Regions from separate parts of the Homo sapiens genome. Here region 1 is linked to region 2. Evidence: chromatin loops called from intact Hi-C (ENCODE). Cell type or tissue: chondrocyte. All regions are shown on one strand. Links, peaks and the distances in the headings refer to the core of each region. The heading gives the core; the rest is flanking DNA.

Region 1 (5,371 bases), core at 262-5,261, 680 kb after region 2:
CCTGATTTTTTTTAGGGACCTTGAGTACAATGTCCCTCCCTTAAGTCCCACTGCTCTGGATTAGAATGAGCCCCCGCACCACTGAGAGGTCACTCTGGAACTATGCAGCCTGTGTCAGAGCACGGGGTCTGCACACGTCCTTCAGCTACTCACTCAGGGCTGCAGTTCAGACAAGGTCGAATGCAAGGCTGGAGAGAGCCAAGGGTACTATGGACTGTCTCGGACTAGCACAGTCTATGCCCAAACTGTCCCCTGGGGGATGTTCAGAGAATGACAGATGAAGCTGTCTGAGTGGGTGTGCCAGGACCAGGGTTCAGAGCCTATGTCCTCTGCAGGGGGCTCTCAGGCTGCTACCTGGGAGGAGGACATGCAGGCACCACACCCACCTGCAGCAGGAGCCGGTGGATCTGCTCTGTGAGCTCCTGAATGCTGGGGTGCAGGGCCTTCTCCTCTGTGCAGGGGTGGGCTGCAAACACGTCCTCATTCAAAGGGCCCCTGCGTGGTTTTAATTCATCTTGTTAGATGGGGCCCCACAGGAGGACCTCTCTGGCGTGACTGTATAGCCACTACATGCTGCCTGCCTGGGTGGGCCCTCTGCCTCTCCCCTGCAGCCCCCCAGGCTGCTGCCTGTCCACTCCCTACTCTGCTTGAATGAGGTCCCTCCCACTTGGGGGCAGAGGACAGGTCACCCCTGCCTAGCAGTCTGGGGCTCCAGATTGGTGGCAGGAAGCAAGGTTTCGGTCTTGGCCTCTCAGCCCCTCCCTATGCCATCTGTTGCTGGGAGGTGAGGACAGCCCGAGACCCCCGCCCAAGACCCCTGAGCCACCTCGGGCCCTTGGAGCACTCACACCCTGACTTTGTGCCTCCCAATGATGAAGGAGATTTTCCTGCTCCATGGGTTGATGAAGCTGGACCAGCTGGTGTCCAACGTGATGTACTCTCCGTTCCGGGCGCGAAACCGAATGGGAGAATAGTCGAAAGGCTGCCCGCCTGACTGCAGGACTAGGAGAGCAAAAGCCAGCATTCAGGGGAAAAGGGGAGCAAACAGGATTTATAGTAGAGAGAGACAAGTCAAGAGTCACTCAGGCCCAGGATCATTTGCAAACTGTAGGGGTATGAACACTTCTTCAAAGCCACTGCTTTCAACCTCCTGTTTTTGCTGTAGATTACCAGGAGGCTGTTTCCAGCAGGAGCTGTTTCATCCCATGTTTCACCTCTGCTAGTGTCACTTGCATCTATGAGGGCTGGGCTTGGTGAGGACATGCACTGTGCACTCCCCTGGCCTGGTGAGAACCTTCCTAGCCACAGATGAACTGGTCTCCCCTCCTCCCATGCGCCACTGAAGCCAACAGTAAACATAAGATGCTACGGACTCAGGCCACGGACTGAGAAACAACTGGCCACAAAGGAACTCACATGAGTTTACCCCTCTCTCTCGACTCCACTGGGCACTGCAGTGCCAGGAGGGAGGCGGCGAGGCGGGCGTCTACCACCTGCTTGTCCTTAGCTGATCTGACCTGTCAGAGCTAGACTGGTCCCAAGAAGCAGCCCCAAGGACACAGGAACTTCCGCCAAACACTTCAGGATGTACCATGAAAAGGGGACCTACTCTTTTTGTGGATGGCCAGCATCAAGGGCCTGTCACTAGGGTGGAGCTGCACGAGCACTGGGGTTTCAATCAGGTCCTGAGGTAGGTAGCCCAGGAGAGGGACCGCCCTGGAAGGCAAGCAGACACACGCTAGGATTGGCATCCAAACAGATGAGGAGATTGTCACTAAGAACCATCTTATTCCCTGGAAAGAGAAGATACACTCCAAACCCCACCCCCTCCCCCACCCCCGGAGATCAAAAGTTGGACTAACAGAACCAGCTAGACTTTTAATCAATAGCAAACGAAGGTTCACTGTCCAGGACGCTGAAGGAGGCTCCCTCTGCTGGGGCCTGAGTGCTTCAGCTCTGCGTTTCACCTCCCAAGAGATAAGTCATGATCATGCTTTTGTTTTCTTCCTTCCAGCATCTTTTTCTTTTTCAGTGTCATTCATTAGTTTGGCCACATGTGACCTGGCATGGATTTTTGCTTAACAAGTTTTGCCTGGGCCTCGGAAAACCCTTTGTATGTGCTTCTTTTCCAGCCTGGTCTCGTGTGACTTTGGCCTCAGCATCCAGTTGGTTTACTGTGGCTTCTTTGGAGTCTCGGTGGCTGGCTGGGCCTCTGCCCTTTGAGCTCATGCCTCCTCCCAGAGCTGTGGCTTTGCTCCATTGCAGGACGGAGCTGAACTTCAGCAGCACCTTCTGCTTCTGTTTGTGTCCAGCGCCCTCTGCCGGCTCCACCGACCATTTCTTCTCCCGATCTGCCTCTTAACACTTGTTGCATCCAAACCAATGTTTCCTCAAACTCTGCTGCTTGTGTAGAAGGATTTTCCCTGTGAATCTTTAGACCATGGTGCAGAACTTTCTCAAGGGCCTGGCGTTATTCTTTGATTTCCTCCTTCTTGTCTGAGGCTCTCTCTTCAGGCCTCATGTTTTCCTTTGGACAGGATATACAGAATGTTCCTGGCATCCGTCCCATCAAGGCCTTGCTGAAGGAGGAAGAAGAGGAAGGAAGAGGAGAGGAGTGGGGGAACAGGAAGGAAAAAGAGGGGGAGGAGGAAGAGGAGGGAGCAGAAAGGGGGTGGAGGGTGAAAAGAAGGAGGGGAGGAGGAGGGGGAGCCCTGGCTGTCCTTGGGCTTTGTGAGCCAGGCCACACACAAGGCTTCATCAAGGAGAGCTTGCAGGCTGTGGCCCATCATGCCAGGTGAACCTGTCTGCCAACCTCCCTGCACAGGGCTGAGCTGGACACCAAGTTGGCATGGGAGTGGGTTAGAGACAGTTCTCAGATCTCTGAAGGAAGAAAAGTCTCCAGAGGCTGCTTTACATATACGGCCCCAGGCCCTGCCCTCCAAGATCCTGGTTCCACAGGGCAGGGTGGTGTCCAGAAGCCTGCATCTGCAAACTGGCTCTGCCCCAGGCAGCCCCGCGGACACACCTGAGCCACCTGGAGCTGGAAGTGACGGATCCCTTTTTACCCATAGAGCCTCCCCAGGAAGCTGTGTGGCCCTGACTCCAAGGATGGGGGCCTGTGTCCCTGGGCCAAGAGTAGAGGAGGGAGAGGTCTTGATCCTCCAGCTTCTAGGTGACCTGGTTCATTTTAGGAACCCAGCACACTGGTGCTTCTTGGTCCACTTCCTGTGGTATCTTCTGAGGTCACTTTTCGGTGACTACTGCCAGTGGCCCACACATTTTTTTTCTTTCTATTTTTTTGAGACAGGGTCTTTTGCTGTGACCTAGGCTGGAGTGCAGTGGTGCAATCATAGCTCACCGTAGCCTTGAACTCCTAGGCTCAGTGATCCCCCTGCCTCAGCCTCTGAGTAGCTGGGACTACAGGTGCACACCACCACACCCAGCTAATTTTTATTTTATTTTGCAGAGACAGGGTCTTGCTACGTTTTGAACTCCTGGTTTCAAACAGGCTGGTTTCAGACTCCTGGCCTCAAGTGATGCTCCTATCTCAGCTTCTCAGAGTGCTAGGATTATAAGTGTGAGCCACTGCACCTAGCCGGCCCAAGTGTTTTTGGAGTCTTCATGCATTTGTGGAGGAGCTGGGAGAAGATGCATGGTGGGGGCAGAAGCCACTCAGAACATGGGTGCTCCCAAATCTCACTGGGACTGTTCGCACCTGCTACAGCACCCTGAGGGGGAGACCCAGAGAGAGGGACCCAAGTGGGGCTCTGAGGCATGGAGAAAATCCTGTCCCCTGGAGAAGCCTCTAGCACACAGGCTGGAAGATAGACTTCTGCTGGGATCCAGCCAATGGCATCTCCGGCTTCCACCCTGACACTGGTCCCAGGCAACAGCGCCTCTGTCTGGACCATTATCCACTCCGAATGGGTTTATATGGGAGAATTAAGACAGGCTCAATTAGATCAACAGCTCTCCAGAAAGCCTCAATTACACCATGTGCATATCTTAGGAAGTTTTCAGTGTAATTCCATAATTATTTCATTGCCTGTATATAATTACATGTTTTTGTCCATTATCATGTAATTATAAAACCAAGATGCAGTCTTGGCTTTGGCTAAATAGCTTTTATATCAAAAACATGAAAAAGGGGGTGGGTCAAGACCACGTACCTTTCATCCACATCCTGGAACAAACAATTTGGTGTATGGGTGGTTGTAAAAATTCTCTTTTCAGGAGGAATTCTAGGGGCTGAAAGAACAGAATATTGCACACATTTGTGATCCTAAGAAATGCATATTTGATGTTATATTAAAACTACCAGAAAACACCCTGTAGATTCAGAGTAATGAGCAGCTAAAGAAAAAAATTAAAACATGGACTCTGAACAACAGAGACTGCCACACTGAGAACCTTATGCTGGTTGTGGGATCGTTGGCCAGCCTTCTTAGCTTCTTTATATGCTAGTTTTAGTCTAGTAAATCGAAACTGCCGTGTTAACAAAACCACACGGACCACGTAAAGACTACTCTTAGCAAAATAAAGCTGGAAGGCCATCTTTACGATTTTTTTTTTTTTTTTTGAGACAGAGTCTTGCTGCGTTGCCCAGGCTGCAGTGCAGTGGCACGATCTCGGCTCATTGCAACCTCCGCCTCCGAGGTTCAAGCGATTCTCCTGCTTCAGCCTCTCCAGTAGTTGGGACTACAGGCGTGTGCCACCACGCCCAGCTAATTTTTTGTATTTTTAGTTGAGGTGGGGTTTCACCGTGTTGGCCAGGATGGTCTCGATCTCCTGACCTCGTGATCCGCCCACCTTGGCCTCCCAAAGTGCTGGGACTACAGGCGTGAGCCACTGCGCCCGGCCCCATCTTTATGATGTTTAAGATGAAACTACAGTGATCTGACACATTATTTTTAGGAAAATGAGTTACATACTTGGATTCAAATTTCTTTTTTTTTTTTTTAATGAGACAGGGTCTCACTATGTTGCCCAGGATGGTCTCAAATGCCCAGGCTCAAGAGATCCTCCTACCTCAGCCTCCCAAAGTGCCAGACCACAGGCATGAGCCACTGCACCTGGTCTGGATTCAGATTTCTTAGCAAATGTCACTATACTGGAGAACTTCACAGTTTAGAAACTAGACAAAGGTGGACAAAGCTGATAGAGTAATTTGCATAAAGTGAGTCATATATCCAAAATTTTCCTCAATTCATGGACAAAACATTCAAAATTCCAACATTTTCATTCTTGAAGGAGACTGGTAATTTGGGGGAATAACTTGTTGAACTCTAAGTACCCTCTCTAAACCTTACTATTTGGAAAAGAACATTCTGTAATACACGCAGGAACACAAAAAACATTGCAGAGAAAGTCA
Region 2 (5,371 bases), core at 282-5,281:
TTAACACACACACACACACACACACACACACACACACACACACAACTACTCCCAAGCACTTTAACATATTGGGCAATGCACTGTTCATTTAAAGATTTTCTACCCTTTGCTTTCCAAAGTTATATGATTTTAAAATGGTTATTTTATAGATCTCCAAAATGTTTTGCCCCATTGTGTGTGGCTTGTCAGGAATGTGTTATACACAGAACTGGAGAGGACGGGGCGGGGGAAGGCAAGGTGTCTGGGGCATGGAGGAGCCACCAGCACCGACAGGCTCCTGTCAAAGCTGCTACCCTGCCTAGACCCTGGATTGGGTTTGGGGTCTGTTGGGGAGATTCTGGCAAATGGAGCCACATGTTTAAAATAAAAACTTACACTCCAAGGACAGTGCATGAGTGTCCTGCGGCTGCCAAAACAAAGTCCCATGAGCCGAGTGGCTCAAATTAGCAAATTTCTTCCTGCAGTTCTGGAGGCCAGAGGTCCAAAACTGATGCGTTGGCTGGGTTGGTTCCTTCCGGAGACTGAAGGAGAATCCATTCCAGGCCTCCTCCAGCTTCAGGGGCTGCCGGCAACCCTGGTGTTCCTGGTGGCTGCATCACCCCCATCTCTGGCTCTGTCTTCACGTGGCTGCCCCTCTGTGGCTGTGTCCTCTCCCCTTCTTATAAGGATGTCAGTCACTGGACTTAAGGGCTATCCTAAGTTCCATCTTGTTGGCCTTAATTAATTACATCTGCAAAGACCCTCTCTCCAAATAAGGTCGCACTCACAGGTTCCGGGGGTTAGGACTTAATCGCCTCTTTACGGGTGGGAGAAACTCAATTGCACCCACTAGACAGAGAACAGGAGGCTGGACAGAGAACAGGAGGCTGGACAGAGCTTTCCAGCATGGTGCAGCAAGACCGTGCTTCTCTATCATGAGACAACCTCTTCCTAAACGGAAACCACTGCCTGGGCTCTTCTGCCCGCATGTCCTGCAGTTCCCTGCAGGTCCAGGAACTTGAAGTCAGACCAACTCCCCAGGTCAAACAAAGCTGCAGTCTCCATCCAGACAGTAGGACCAGTGATTTCCAGCTTAGATGGGGCAACTGTCGGGACTGAACCGGCTATAAACCTCTGAACACACCAGATGCTCCACTGGATTGACAATGGTGCCAGAATGAAGACCGTGCCCAGAATATAAATGTACACCCATCAGCTGATCTGATGGCAGCTTGCTTAAACTTTCTAAGTCTCAGCTTCCTCATCCATAGCAGGAGCTAATGGTGCCCTTCACCCAGGGTGGCTGTTAAATCGCCTGAGCAAGGAGAGAAAGGGCATATGAATTTTGCTTCTTCTTTCTGTCCTCTTTGCTCTTTGTGGACTTGTTGTCTTAAAACGTGGGCCTTTTATCCACATCTTTCTGTTTCCCATCACTTCAAATCACATTTCTCAGTTTGAATTTGGTTTTATCTTAAAAGCTGGCGCAGGGTGAAACGTGAGCATAAAATTCAGGTTTTCTTCCTCCATTTACCAATCTTAGCCTCTCATATTTTCCTTTTCCATGTTGAAAATGATGGCTGGAGGCTGGGCACAGTGGCTCATGCCTGTAATCCCAGCACTTTGGGAGGCCGAGGTGGGTAGATCACTTGAGGTCGAGTTCAAGACCAGCCTGACCAACATGGTGAAACCCTGTTTCTACTAAAAATACAAAAATTAGCCAGGTGTGCTGGCATGCCCCTGTAGTCCCAGCTACTCGGGAGGCCGAAGCAGGAGAATCGCTTGAACCCAGGAGGTGGAGGTTGCAGCGAGCCAAGATTGTGCCACTGCACTCCAGCCTGGGCAGCAGGAGACAGAGTGAGACTCTGCCTCAAAAAAAGAAGGGGGGGGAGGAGGGGAGGGAAAATGATGGCTGGTGGTTGAATTTACACTAATGTAAAATTCCAGCAAATTTCCAAGGAGGGCATGGGTTTTAGTCCAAGCAATGATAATGCATAATAATAGTCAATGTTTGGCTATTTACAGAACATAGACCCTTCCCTTCCCTGCAGAGATGTAAGGCCCTCAGGTGGGCCCCTGGACAGGTATTTGAGGCAACCTAGTCTCGTGCACTCCGTGGCTCTGACCCGGAAGACAGCATGCATTTATTATCATAACCTTTTTCAGAAACCCACTAACCACATTTCTATATCTCCATGGCTAAGGCCAAAATGTAATTAAAAAATAAAGTTTTGGCTGGGTACAGTGGCTCATGCCTGTAACCCCAGCATTTTGGGAGGCCAAGGAGGGAAGATCAATCTAGCTCAGGAGCTTAAGATCAGTGAAACCTTGTCTCTACAAAAAACACAAAAATTAGCTGGGTGTGGTGGCGCACACCTGTGGTCCCAGCTACTGAAGAGGTGGAGGTGGAGGCTTGCTTGAGCCCAGGAGGTTGAGGCTACAGTGAGCTGTGATCATACCACCACACTCCAGCCTGGGCAACAGAATGAGACGCCATCTTAAAAAAAAAAAAAAAAGTTCCTCTACTAAATTTTATTTTTTTAATTTAATTTTATTTTTTTAGTAGAGACACGGTTTCACCATGTTGCCCAGGCTGGTATCCAACTCCTGAGCTCGGGCAATCTGCCCGCCTCGGCCTCCCAAATTGCTGAGATTATAGGCATGAGCCACTGCGCCCAGCCTCTCTACTAAATGTTAATATCATTTAAGTGGTTTTGCTTTTTTTACCTTTTAATTTAAATAAACAGCCAATTCTGCTCATTGAAGCCCTCTCTGTAGCACTTGGCTGTTTTGTAAAAATAGTGAGCTGATGACAAATTGAAAGGAACATGAAATGGAAACTTATTTTCTGGGGGCTCTAGGACGTCAGCCACGTTCTCGATTTAGAAGGGAAGTCAGCTGGTGCCAAGTTGAATGTGCTCAGTACCTGTTTGTCACCGTCCCCTTCCTGGAAAAAGCCCAACAAGTCTGGGGTTAGTTGTGGCTTCAGCTGGCAAATGTGCACACAAGCACTAGATGTCACCATCCTTCCAAAAGATGTCATGCAGAAAGTCAGCAGCGCACAGAATCTCCCCTGCTGTGGCCTGTTAGGACAGTGGGGGCAGTCCATGGGGAGGTCCAGCCCCCGTCCCTGACACAGCAGGGGCTCCTAAAGCTGCCACCTCCGCAGCAGGCCCTGGCGGGGGTGGGCGGGAGGCTGCGCTCACTTGGACTCCCGTCCCTCGGACTCCCGTCCGTTCTGCCTCTGCTCCTGCCTGCTCTTCTGGCTCCAGCCAGCACGTTGGCTTTCCAGCTTCAGGGCTCGAGTCCATGTCCCTTTCTGGCTCTGCTTCCTGCTTCCTCTGGATGGACGGTGTCTTGCCAGGAGCTGAGCCCACCACCTGTGTCATGTCCTGCTGTGGGCCCCACCCCACACACCTGTCGACTGAACCAGACCCTCGGGAGGGCCCCAGGGACCTGAGTCAATCCTCCTGAAGGCTGACCCCTCGGACAGGGCCGGCCTTGGTGACCTTAAGCCACCCAGGGTGACAGCAACCTTTCATGGAGAGGCCACTCCAGGAAGGTGTTTACACTCCCGTTTCACAGGGAAAAAATCCAGACGGAGGGAAGGAGTGGCATGCCTGTGGCCATCCATCCTGTCCCTCCCTCGGGGATCCTGCAGCCAAGCACTGGGCGTGCTGCCTCCTGCATTTCCAGGCCGCCTGTGAGGACAGCACTCCCATTCTCCTCTGAGGCTCTGCTCCTGGCCTACCCTCTCCCCTGGACAGGAGCCCAGTGTTCTTGATAAAAGCTGAAGCCACACGTGACAAAAGAAGCAGGAGTGTCTGCTCTCAAAGGGTTTTTGTGCAACACAGATCACTCTTCCCCCAAAGCACGTAAGTTAAAGGAGTGAGCACATCCCATCTCCTCATCCTAAAAGTGGCAATATCCACATTTATAATATGTGATCATGTAATTATTATAATGAGGATTAATAATTAACATACACTTTGGGAGGCCAAGGGTGGTGGATTCCTTGAGGTCAGGAGTTCAAAACCAGCCTGGCCAACATGGTGAAACTCCGTCTCTACTAAAAATACAAAAATCAGCATGGTGGTATGCACCTGTAATCCCAGCCACTCGGGAGGCTGAGGCAGGAGAATCACTTGAACCCAGGAGGCAGAGGATGCAATGAGCCAAGGTTGCACCACTGCACTCCGCCTGGGCAACAGAGCGAGACTCCGTCTCAAAAAAAATAATAATAAAATAATTAACATAGGCCGGGTGCAGTGGTGCACACCATGGCAAAACCCTATCTCTACAAAAAATATAAAAATTAGCTGGCTATGGTGGTGCGCACCTGTGATAGCAGCTACTCTGGAGGCTAAGGTGGGAGGATGGCTTGAGCCCAGGAGGCAGAGGTTCCAGTGAGACACTGCACTCCAGCCTGGGTGACAGAGCAAGACTCTGTCTCAAAAAAATTAACATAATGATAATAATAAATTGCATGACATCTATCCATAGTTACAGTAATATCTACCTCTAAAAGCTGTAATATTATCCCAAGGTGTGACGCAGACACTTGGATGGAAGCAGAGGAGACCATGGTTCCCACAGGGGACTCAGCCAACAGCAAAGGAAGGAGCTTCCACATTTCTAACCCCGCAACCCGGCACAGCTGCCCACACACAGAGGTGCTCAATACAAAAGTGCGGACCCCAGGGTTGGAGGCTGATGGGATGAAGGCAGCTCATGAGCCACAGGCTAACCTAATCTGGCTGTTCTCCTCTCCCCGTTGTGCCACGGGCCACAGCCCACAGCCTCCCACCCCGGCCCCATCACAGAGACCCAGAGTGGGAACAAAGACTCCACCCACCAGTTCTGGGTGAAAGGCAGAGCCCAGCCTGTAGAACGGTCCTTCCCCTCAGAGAGAGGAGATAAACCCAGGCCTGGAAGAGAGGGGCTTGGAGGAAGGGAGGCCCTGGCTTTCATCTGAAAGCTGCCGGCAGGGGGATGGCCCCTGCGGGGCCAGACAGAGGACCAGGAGTAGAGTGAGACATACAGGCCTGCCCCCCAAGCAAAGACCCCCAACCTGGCCTAGGACTCCCCAGCAAGCCCAGCTTTGTTCACCCCCCGACCCTGGTAGGCCCCCTGAAGAGAGGGCAGGCAATTGGTACAGGCAGGGCAGGTGTGAGGGGGATGCTCGGACCCTGGCTTGCTGGAATGAAAGGAACTAGGGCCTCGCGCCTCATTGTCGGGGCCTCCATCCCCCTCACCTGTAAAATACAGAATGCCCGGCACCACCCTGAAGCTTCACAGACCCCACACATCACCCCCCCACCCCCACCCAAGAAAGGTGGGTGCTCTGTGGGTACAGCTCTCTGTGGGCTGAGCACGTCCAAGCACGTCTCAATGA

Evidence for each region. A loop is a pair of places that touch in the nucleus more often than their neighbours do. Peaks named below come from ENCODE experiments on the same cell type or tissue, not always from the same donor. Only the 100,000 strongest peaks of a DNase experiment are listed, where the experiment ranks them.
Region 1: it touches region 2 in a loop (6-fold over the local background); 3 of 110 quality-filtered maps call a loop at or near these places.

The regions. Positions count from the first base shown.
Region 1 is chr2:238,261,343-238,266,713 of GRCh38, forward strand. It overlaps PER2 (period circadian regulator 2), which reads right to left. Exons shown (of 23, transcript NM_022817.3): 9 at 4,170-4,248; 10 at 1,610-1,716; 11 at 849-1,002; 12 at 387-495. Among named protein-coding and RNA genes, the nearest start is that of HES6, 24 kb to the left of the region's middle. RefSeq lists an enhancer at 2,441-2,941. In chondrocyte, for the core only: a CTCF peak has its summit at 2,306 (motif pointing left); no DNase peak of the experiment used is centred there.
Region 2 is chr2:237,578,898-237,584,268 of GRCh38, forward strand. The region is part of intron 2 of RAB17 (RAB17, member RAS oncogene family); the gene reads right to left. Among named protein-coding and RNA genes, the nearest start is that of RAB17, 9.2 kb to the right of the region's middle. RefSeq lists an enhancer at 2,670-3,304. In chondrocyte, for the core only: a CTCF peak has its summit at 3,007 (motif pointing right); no DNase peak of the experiment used is centred there.